Regions from separate parts of the Homo sapiens genome. Here region 1 is linked to region 2. Evidence: chromatin loops called from intact Hi-C (ENCODE). Cell type or tissue: dorsolateral prefrontal cortex. All regions are shown on one strand. Each heading gives the region's core, and the rest is flanking DNA. Links, peaks and the distances in the headings are about the cores only. Region 1 has its middle 13 kb from the start of AGGF1. Region 2 has its middle 23 kb from the start of CRHBP.

Region 1 (5,388 bases), core at 164-5,163, 87 kb after region 2:
GTTAGCCAGGCATGGTGGCATTCACCTGTGGTCCCAACTACTAGGTGGGCTGATGTGGGAAGATTGCTTGAGCCCAGAAGTTTGAGGCTGCAGTGAGCCATGATTGCACCACTGCACTCCAGTCTGGGCAACAAAGTAAGACCCCATCTCTAAAAAAAAAGAAAAAAGAGAATGGCACCTACAAAGTTAATGACACAGAAAGAGTTTAATAAGCATGTGCATACTTAAACCCCATAAAAACTTGAAGATACTTAGCACGTCTTTGTTCTGTGGTTTTTTTTTTTTTTTAAATAAGGGTCTTCAGAAGGCTATGGATTACTATTTAATTATATTTTAATCTTCCAGCTATTGTATCATCCTAGTTAGAACTGCTAAAGAGCTAAGGATTAACCTGGTTTTTGAAAGTCAGGGTGTAAGCCAGCCTACACGTCTCCCATAAACACGCTTGGTTCTTCAAGTTCCCAGCAAAAGCAACACAGCCATAACACAGGTGAGGTACATTGCTTATCAATATATACAGATTAATTGAAGTAAGAACTGTGCTGTTAAAGAGAAGTACCCAAACACATGTTCTTATAAGTTTATGCAAATAAATTCTCTAACAATTTTATATTGGAATAAAATATATATGGCAAAATATACAAACATTCATATTCCCACTGAATCTCTGTGGCTGTCTAGCCACTTGGCAGAAGATCAAAACTCTGCCAGTTTATGAAGCAGATTCTGCATTAAATTAAGGTACTGTCCTGGGCAATAGGGCAAGTGCCCATCTGTAGTAAAAATACAAAAATTAGCCAGGCACAGTGGTGCTTCCCTATGATCCCAGCTACTCAGGAGGCTGAGGTGGTAGGATTGCTTGAGCCTGGGAGGTCAAGGCTGCAGTGAACCGAATTCACACCACTGCACCCCAGCGTGGGTGACACAGCAAGACCCTGTCTCAAAAAATAATAATAATAAAATAAGGTATTGATGCTCTCTGTACATTTGGACCTAACAAAGACTCTCTCCTTGACCAAACTTTAGTCAATCTCTCCTGAGCCCTCTTCTCAACTAGGCCTCAACGTGCATAGCCCAGTTTTCACAAGAATCCCACAAAGTCAATTTAGAGAGAATCCCCCACCCTCAATATTTGATCGCTGTTGATGTCAATCAAATTCCTCATACCCTACCCTTGATATCTCATCAGCCTTTCCTGCCCTCAGCAAGAGCCTTGTTTGGCCACTCTAGCAAGAATGCCCCGTCTTTGATTTCTCTTCTTAGTAAATTTCCATCCACCATTACTCCCAACCTGCTCCTTGGCTGTAAATCTCCACTTGTTCTTGTCGTATTCAGTGTTGAACCCAGTCTCTCTCCCCTATTGCAATGGTCTTGACACTTTTACCTATTGCAATAGTTCTGATTAGGATCCTCCTTACCATGTTAATAAGGGTCAGAATGATTTTTTCTCTAACAAACCTGGGCCCAGCCTACTCTATCCAGCACTAATGTGCACCTCCCAGAAGTAAGGGAGTCTTCTTAGGATCCTCTTCTTTGATTACCTGAGATAGAAGGTGTGGGGGACCAAATTAAAGAGTACACCCGTTTCTCCCGACATTCTTTCCCATTCCTTAGATGAAGAACAAGAAGACATCACATTGCTAGATGCAGTAAAATGGGTACATAGGAAAACTTCACCAAAGGATTAAAAATAACATAATTACACTATCACAATAATCATTCCACTTACACAATAAAGTTAACTCAAGTGGGGATTCTTAGTTTCATGTTAATTTCCTCCCATAATGCCCCAAGATGGGGACATACTCTTCAGATAAATAGTCCTGCTCCTGGAGCACCCTGAGCATTCCTGGAGCTCCCTGCGCATTCCTGGCACTGGCATTTATCTCACTACATTCAAGTCACCTCTTGTCTGGGCTCCTCCAGGGTAGGGACACCTGGGGTGATGGTGGGAAGGTGGGGAGTTGCTCCTCATAGTTGAACACAGGCCTCTAATTCCATAATCATCTGAAGAACATCAGGCCCAGAATGTGGACCATTAGAAGCTCCAGGCAACATTTTGGCTCTTCAGATAGACAATACCGTGTTAGTCCTTAAACTTGTGCCTGAAACCTTTTGAAAATGTCAATGCTTTATTGCCACCTTCTGGTCAATTGTGTTTTGTGTTACTTCTTCAAGACGTCATTTGGTCTCAGTAAAAAGGATCTGAGAGAAATGAAGTCCCTGTCAGAGCAGAAATCCCACTTCTCCAGTGGTAGCCAACATGGACAGAATGTTATATATCCCTTGAGAAATTTCCCAAGGATGTGAATGCATGTATATGTCACACAAATGAATACTGTTCTGAATCTTGTAGGGTATAAAAGACAGGTCATTATAGCTTACATTTCTACAGAGCTTTGTTTTTAAAAAACAGTTTACAAAGCGCTTTCACATTTGGTCATTATAATAACTTGAGAGGCAAGTAGGATGTATTAATAGAATGATCTGTTGGCCATCCTATAAAAAGACAGGGAACTGTCAATGAACTCTAACTTTCCTTGCAGATTTGTGCTCCTATTAATCTTTTTAAGCTTTCTAGAATGGTTCTATATCTACTTTTTCATTAGCAAGCCCACTTTTGCACTTAAAATGTAATTTAGTTTACAAGAATAATGTACGCATCATATTAAACCATCTATTGTGTAGATAAAACTTTAATAATCAATTAATAACATGTATACATTAATGCCTCATGCTGATGCATAAACCTGAATTTATGGTTCATGATGATGACGATGATGAGACAGTAACATGTGAATTAAGAGCACTGCCTCTGGAAGCAGACTGTCTGAATTTGAATCCCAGCTCTGACTCTTTCTGGCTGTATTATCTTAAGCAAGTTACTTAATCTCTGGACTTCATTTTTGTTCTCTGTGAAATGGAGGTGATGATGATGATGATGGTGATGATGATGATGATACCTATCCCACAAGACTGTTATGATAATTAAATGAGTTAATATCAATACAGTGCTTAAAACAGTGCCTAGCACATAAATAATTATTTTTGAAAAGTAATTAAACCAGCTCCTGGCATGTAGCAAACACTATTTATAAAACAGAACAACAATAATTAATATTCATTGCAAACTTGCTATGTGCTAGGTTCTAAATTTAGAGCTTTCCACTCTATTATTTAATCTCCATCTGACATATGAGGAAACCTGAAACACAGAGCGCTTAAGTAACTTGCCTAAAGTCACACAGCTAATGTGGGTAACAGAACTGAGATTTAGTTAACGTGTCTCTGTCTAGAAGTTGTTACTTTACTACATAACACATGTCTGTGTTACAACTAAAGCATTTCACCCATTTATCAAGTTAATTCTATACTATTTGGAATCCTCTGTAACCCTAATGAGCTACATAAGCATCCAACTTTGTCTTTCTCTTCTAGGGTTTTGGTACACATTCAGATGAATCTTAATTTGTTCATGGCTATTTTATATGCAGACATATTCAATGCCAAATGAAATGCCATGACTATATTTAATAAGTGTATGATGATAATAAAGAAGTTGTTAGGCTTACATTCTGTCCTTGCTCATCAGGAGACTGTTCCAAGAAACTAATCTATAACTTTGGTAATTAAATATTTACTCATCATGATCTCAGATTGAATCCTCATGAACTAACACACGGCGAGAAGTACATATCAATAAACGATGGGATCATGACCAGGATCTTCCTTGAAACAGCAAGAAGGTAAATATGTAGTTGTGGCATTCCAATGTTTCCTTCGAATCATTTTAATTTCCTTTCTTATATTTTTAAATATTTTATATTATAAGAGAATTGTCAATAACTTGCTCCACCTCAGGGAAAAAAGGGAAGGGAGGAAAGGAGAAGACTCCTACAGAGTTAAATGCTTTCACATTTCTTGATTAATTCAGCACCCTACTCCACCCCCAAGTACAGGTGGGAGATGCTTCCTCACACCCACTCCACTGAGGGTCCAATCTAGGACTCCATCAGTCCTCTCCCTCTCCTTCGGTTCATGAGTGTCTTGGGGTATTATGTGCATTGGGTAGTGAAGCTGGCTCCCCAGCTTCACTGGGGATGAAGTGAGTGTTCCTATGAGTCAGTGGGGGAGGATGCTGGAGGAATGAAGTCCTCGTGGGCACCAAGGGAGGATGGTTACCAGAGTTCCCTGGTGCAGGCAGGGGTGACACTCCCATGAATGAAAGTAGAGCCAACTGCAGCTGATGGCCCAGCTCCCAAGCAGTTCCTGAGCACCAATAGCCCTCATGGTGGTCCCTTATCAGATCTGCCCACCCAGTTCTTCCTGGGCAATGCGCTCTCTCTCTTCTTGAACACCTTTTCCTAATGCCCAACCCAGCCCCAGACCCTGTTTCCTCTTTACTGTATCCTCTTGTTTCCTTTTGGTCTTGGAAAAAATTCTTACTTCCTTTAGCTCCTAACCTTCTCTAGGGTACTTCTTGCTTTTCCTCAAACTCTAGTCTTTTGTTCTTTTCTGATAGGCTGATGTTCATCAGACTCAGAACCCATTCCTTTCCTTTCAGACAGAATCTAAGGGAAAATGATACTATATTAATTATATGACTTATAATTGTTATATAACACACACATATGTATGTATACACACACACACACACACACACACACACACACACACACAGTGAGAGAGAGAGAGAGCCTTGCTTTGTCACCCAGGCTGGAGTGCAATGGGGTGATCATGGTTCACTGCAGCCTTGACCTCCCAGGCTCGGATGATCCTCCCAAGTAGCTGGGACCACAGGAGTGCAGCACCATACCTGGCTTATTTTTAAAATTTTTTAAATTATTATTTGTCTCCTTATGTTGCCCAGGCTGATTTCAAACTCCTGGGCTCAAGTGATCCTCCTACCTTGGCCTCCCAAACTGTTGGGATTACAGGCATGAGCCACCATGACTGGCCAACATATAATTATTGTCGTAATATTTTATAATATTTGGACATTATATTGTTAAATTATTATAATTGTTATAATATTGTTATTATTATAACAGTATTGTATAACACTTGTTATAATATTGTAACATGTCATCACCTTATAAACTGTTTTAATATTTATTATATTATTATAATATTGTTATAATGTTATAAACATTAAAATATAAATTTACTTTAAAATCATATACCTAGTTATTATTATATTAAAATGGTTTGAACATTCCTATCTTTCTACTCTAACTTGTGTGAATGTAACTGCTCCAGGGAGATCGTCTGAGTGTGGGGGAATTGTGGAAAGGTTCTGAGCACATTTTGTTTACCTAGTAAGGAGAGGGTGTTTATTTTGTCCTGAAATAGATATTTCAGGTATCTATTTTGATCCTCTGAAAGAAA
Region 2 (5,388 bases), core at 230-5,229:
CAAGCTGACCCATTTTCTTGGCATTTAAATCCCTTCCTGGTAACTGATTAGGCTTCCACCACTACTCAGCCACAACCGGTCTGGGTTGCAAAAATCAGTCACCTCAATGGCTGGGAGAAGTTAAAGACCCTTCCAATAGTGGCTTAGGCCCCTGAGGAAAGCTGTCAGGAAATTTTAAAAGAAAACTCAAAGGGCATTTTGATGAAAGAAGAAATAAGGAATTAAATTTCAGCTTATGAACAACAGTTGTAGAAAGAGGAGAGTTAGGAAGGTGAAGACTAACATTCATTTAGGTCCAGCCTCATTCCCATGTTTTACCCATGTTATGACATGGAAACTTCTCAACAAGCCTACAGGGAAAGGTTAGTATCCTCATTTCGTAGATAAGGAAACCAAGGCTCTGGTTGAGCAAATTTCCCAGGATCCTGCAGCAAATACATGGAAAAGCCAGGTTCAAGCTGAAGCCCAGCTGACTCTAAGCCCATCTGTGTGTGTGCTGTTCCCTGTCCACAGGCCTAGACTCTGCTCTGAGGACGTGGGGGTTTGGGTGGGGCATGTGCTGGCATTACACAGGTATTGAAAGACACATGGGCAAGAATACTTCCCATGCCCTCACCATCTATATGGATTTCACGTATCCTTTAGGAGCACCCGAGTCAGTACTGCCTCCTTTGTTTTGAAACAAAGGGTCTAGTTCACTGTCATTTTTACACAATGGAGACCTTTATAAATTACAGCTTTTTGGTCCTCCACTTGCAAGGGAAACAAGGACCATAACAGGGCCATCAATAATCTCCCCAACGCAGAGGACCTGAACATATAAGCTGCAAAAAGATGTCTGAAATTTTATAATTTGTTTGCTTCCTGAATAATCTTTTACTTGGTAGAATCAATTGTAAGTGCCACTGTGCTTGTGGCTTCACAGACATTTTGAAAATTAGATAATGCACCTTTAGGATGGGAGTGAGAAGCCTTTGTCCCTCATGGCATATTTTATATAATAAAAAAGGCTTGTATGGAGCAGGGGTGAGCTGGGAAGGTGAAGCTACTTAAGCTGCTGCTTTCTTTCTGCATTATGGTACAGAAAGTAGCAAAATATCAAAGCCACACAGATTCCATCTTCCCTTAAAATGACAGAAGATTAGTTGAAGACAGAAGCAGCTCAGGCTCAGTAAAAAACAGAAGGTCTTTTCATATCCAGATGGGACTCTTTAATCCTATGAAAATTCCCAGTGTCACTTACTGGGGTAGAAGTTGACTATTTGGCTGTCTCTTTTTGTTTTTATTTTCGTTTTAGAGATTGGGTCTCACTCTGTCGCCCAAGCTGGAGTGCAGCGCACAATCACGGCACATTACAGCCTCAAACTCCTGGGCTCAAGCAATTCCCCCACCTCAGCCTCCTGAGCAGCTGGGACTGCAGAGGTGTGCCACCATGCCCAGCTAATTTTTAAACATTTTTCGTAGAGACAAGGTCTCACTATGTTGCCTAGGCTGGTCTCGAACTCCGGGGCTCTCAAGTGTTCCTCCACCCTAGGCCTCCCAAAGTGCTGGGATTATAGGCGTGAGCCTCTGTGCCTGGCTATTTGGCTGTCTCTTGAGTTACCTTCAGTATTAGAATCTGAGCCACAGTAGGAGAAACCTAATAGTCAACCTTAATGATGGATGTGGCAGAGAGAAAATTACAGCTCCTCGCTGGACAATGCACCCAACACATGGAAAAACATAGGAAGAGGTTTGGTCTTTGAGTTATATAATCAGCCTGGATTTTTACATGGCAGAGAGAAGGGTGAAGGTAGATGCATATTGTACCTTTTTTGTTTTCTGAAAAAAGTTTGCAAATGAGGCTTTGATTTGTATATGTCCACTTCATCTGGGAACTCCATTACTAATTCAGGGAAAGAGTTGCTGGACCAATTGAACAATTTGTCTCTCAGATATATGCAGGAAAATGAAATATCCTATTAGTTAACAGAAAATTGTCCTGATACATGCAGTAAAAGGGAATTAAAAGCATTGTTTCCAAATTGATTGTGCCAGACAAATTTGGCCAAATATAAGTGCATGACAATATCCTCTTATGGTCTTGCACTTTGCTTTACAGTTATTCCAATAGAACTCAGTATTTTGGGTCTGTACACCAAGAGGTGACATGAGATGGAAGCTGGGGTCATTATGGTTAACCTGAATGTGTCAGAAACCAAGCAGAGGCTGAATGTTATTATATGCAGCCTGTGAATCAGAGTGAATGGTAGAACCAGGCTAAACTATACATTGCAAAACAGGTGCAATGTTTGGATGGAATGGTCACCAACAGTATCCAAATAACCAATAGCTGGTTGATGGGTGTTATTTACCATACCAAAAACCCAACCTGCAGGGACACATTGTTCAATTGATCTGAGATCCCAACCCACTTCCACAAAAGGAAAGAGGCTCAATTAATAGGAGCTAACAGAAACAGGTAAAAGGAAAGCAGACAGGCATGTGCACAAGAGATTTGTAGACCTTCATGTGAAGAGGAGAATGTTAATAAAAACTTCTTGTGCATCAGCATCCTAAAATTCTACTGTTGCAGCTGCTGGTCTGATTTTCCTACAACATGGGGAGGTGTTTGCAGTGAAGATATCTTCTATTCCCACAAAGAGTAGTTTTTCATCTTTAAATCTTTAAAACAAAGAAATCTGAAAGCTAGAAAACAGCCAGGGATTTCCAAATTCAGTGTTTCCTAAATTCGTCTGTGCTACAGAATTATCTGTGATGCGTGTTAGACAGAGATTCTCAGACTCTGACAGCATCTCCAGAGAAATAGCTGGGATCGCTCTACTGAGCAAGCTCCCTGCTTATGCTCAGGCGTGGGCAGGTCTGGCAACATGATGATTGCACATCCAAATTGTACCAAAAAGAAAAACAGGTGCACAGAAATGATACACCCAAGGTCCCTAGGAACACAATAGAACCAGGACTGAACTTAGGTCTCAAGCACATAAAAATCCAATCTTATTTAATTTCCATGGTAAGGAGGCACACATCTCACAGTGTGGGTTTCAGGACCACAAAGCCTAAGGTTTGGTTGCTTAGGGCAGTAGGTGATTGGACCAAACCCTTCTATTCAATCCTCAGCAAGAAGTTCTGCAGCTCGATACCTTAGAAAAGATGCAATCACTCGACTCTGAAAATTCCCTGTTAGCTTGTCAGCTGGGGCTGCTTTAATTTTACTTTTAGGTCATAATTCTATTTAATACCACTGAGCTCTGTTCTATTGATCACTGGGCTTGACTCAGCACTGATGTTTTTGAGGAATTGACCATTATGTCTGAAGTGTAGGGTAAAGCGGGTATCCAAGGAGAAGAAGAGTGTTTGAGGCCCTATGATTTCCTGGAATATTACCCATCTGGGAAATTGTGTAGGAGTCCATTGGAGGAGATATTTTAAAACTCCAGCTTGGCAGAGGTTTTGTGGAAATGGACACCTAAATCAATTCGAGAGCAGCCTATGAGAGCTAGAATGGGGTCGGCAAAGTTAACAGCTTTTTTGCCTGAAGGAGTGGGGGCAGTGGGGTATGGAACAGGTATTCTTGCTGGCTTGTAGGTGGGTGAGCAGGGAGAAAGAGCTCTAGTCTCTCTTTTTCCTTTTCTTTCTTCCTTTTTTTTTTTCTTTTTTGAGACAGGGTCTCACTCGGTCGTCGAGGGTTGGAGTGCAGTGGCACAATCACAGCTCACTGCTACCTCCACTTCCCTGGGCTCAGGTGACCCTTCCGCCTCAGCCTCCCGAGTAGCTGGGACTTATGGAGGTGTGTCACCACACCTGGCTAATTTTTTAAAAAACTTTTTTGTAGAGACAGGGTTTCACTATGTTGCCCAGGCTTGTCTTGAACTCCTGAGCTCAAGCAATCAACCCACTTCAGCCTCCCGAAGTGTTGGGATTACAGTCTCCAGCCACCATGACTGGCTCCTCTTTCTCTTCTTATTTGAGGACAATAATCTCATCATGAGGTCCCCACACTCATGACCTCATCTAAACCTAATTACCTTCCAAAGGTCCCATCTCCAAACACTATCACATGGAGGATTAGGGCTCCAGCCTGTGAATTAGTGGGGAGGGGCACAGACATTCAGTCCATAATAGGAGGTGTCCTTACCTTCAGCCCCGTAGCGTGGTTGAACCTTGGTGGGGATGGAGAAGTGCTATAGAAAAGACCAGATGGATAGCGAATCTGAGAACATTAAGGTTGCATTAGGAGGCCACTGACTGTGGGAGTCTAATACCCAGAAGTAAGCTGCAATCTTAAGAACAAGATGAGATCACTTACAGGAAAGAAAGAACATTTGGGTTTTTTTTATTCTTCTTTTTTTTTGTGCACACATAAGTCTCAGTGTGTAAAATTTGACACCAGGATGTCCATATATACACATTCACACACACATAGGAGAGACAGAGGAACATAGTAGGGGTAATATCCATAATGGTAGTTATCTCTGGATGGTAAAATTATGTTATTTTATCTTTTTTCATTGACCACTAGTGCGGATTTTTCTAACATGGATTATTATTTATATATATAATTTATAACAAAAACTTCCCAATATATCTTTTCATAAGATGTCAGTTATTTTCAAAGGTCACTTGTGTTGTGTCTGCATCTTTCAAAATCATAGGTTGTAAACTCAAGCATTTAAATTCTTTTTTTTCTCCCCAGTGAAAAGATAGGAGATTTGTTGCTGTTGTTTGTCTGGTTTTTGCGCAGGACTGACAAGTTATTTTGATGTCTTATAGGCACAACCTAAGTAATATAATTTGGTTAAGTTGGAAAATAAGCATTTTGCAGAGCTTTCTCCTAGGCTTTCAACAGCACAAGATTTTTATGCCCTTCTCACGATGAGACCGAAGTGAAGACTTTTTTTCTTTTTGAGACAGGGTCTCTCACTCTGTTGCCCAGGCTGGAGTGCGGTGGTGTGATCTCAGCTCACTGCAATCTCAGCCTCCCAGGTTCAAGCAATTCTCCTGCCTCAGCCTCCCAAGTAGCAAGGATTACAGGCACCCGTTACCACGCCCAGCTTATTTTTGTTTTTCTAGCAGAGATGGGGTTTCATCATGTTGGCCAGGCTGGTCTCGAACTCTTGGCCTCAAGTGATCCGCCCGCCTTGGCCTCCCAAAGTGCTGGGATTACAGGTGTGATCCACCGTGCCTGGCTGTGAAGACCATTTTTGAAACTCCAGTTAGGGAGATGTCTCCCACTGTGTGGCCGACCCCTTCCCATCCACAGATGAATGACTTAGTCATTACCTTTTACAAAGAAAATTCATTTATTTTTTCATCAACGCTTTAAAAATAAAAACAAAATAAAGCTAGACATTTTTTTCTGATGGGATTTGGGAAGAAAGATTAAAA

Evidence for each region. Peaks named below come from ENCODE experiments on the same cell type or tissue, not always from the same donor. Only the 100,000 strongest peaks of a DNase experiment are listed, where the experiment ranks them.
Region 1: it touches region 2 in a loop (2.3-fold over the local background); 1 of 110 quality-filtered maps calls a loop at or near these places.

Annotation. Positions count from the first base shown.
Region 1 is chr5:77,014,225-77,019,612 of GRCh38, forward strand. No RefSeq gene overlaps it. Among named protein-coding and RNA genes, the nearest start is that of AGGF1, 13 kb to the right of the region's middle. In dorsolateral prefrontal cortex, for the core only: a CTCF peak has its summit at 2,120 (motif pointing left); no DNase peak of the experiment used is centred there.
Region 2 is chr5:76,927,463-76,932,850 of GRCh38, forward strand. It overlaps a transcript of S100Z not described here. Among named protein-coding and RNA genes, the nearest start is that of CRHBP, 23 kb to the right of the region's middle. In dorsolateral prefrontal cortex, for the core only: no CTCF peak of the experiment used is centred there; a DNase peak (open chromatin) is centred at 2,845; H3K27ac peaks cover 2,110 bases.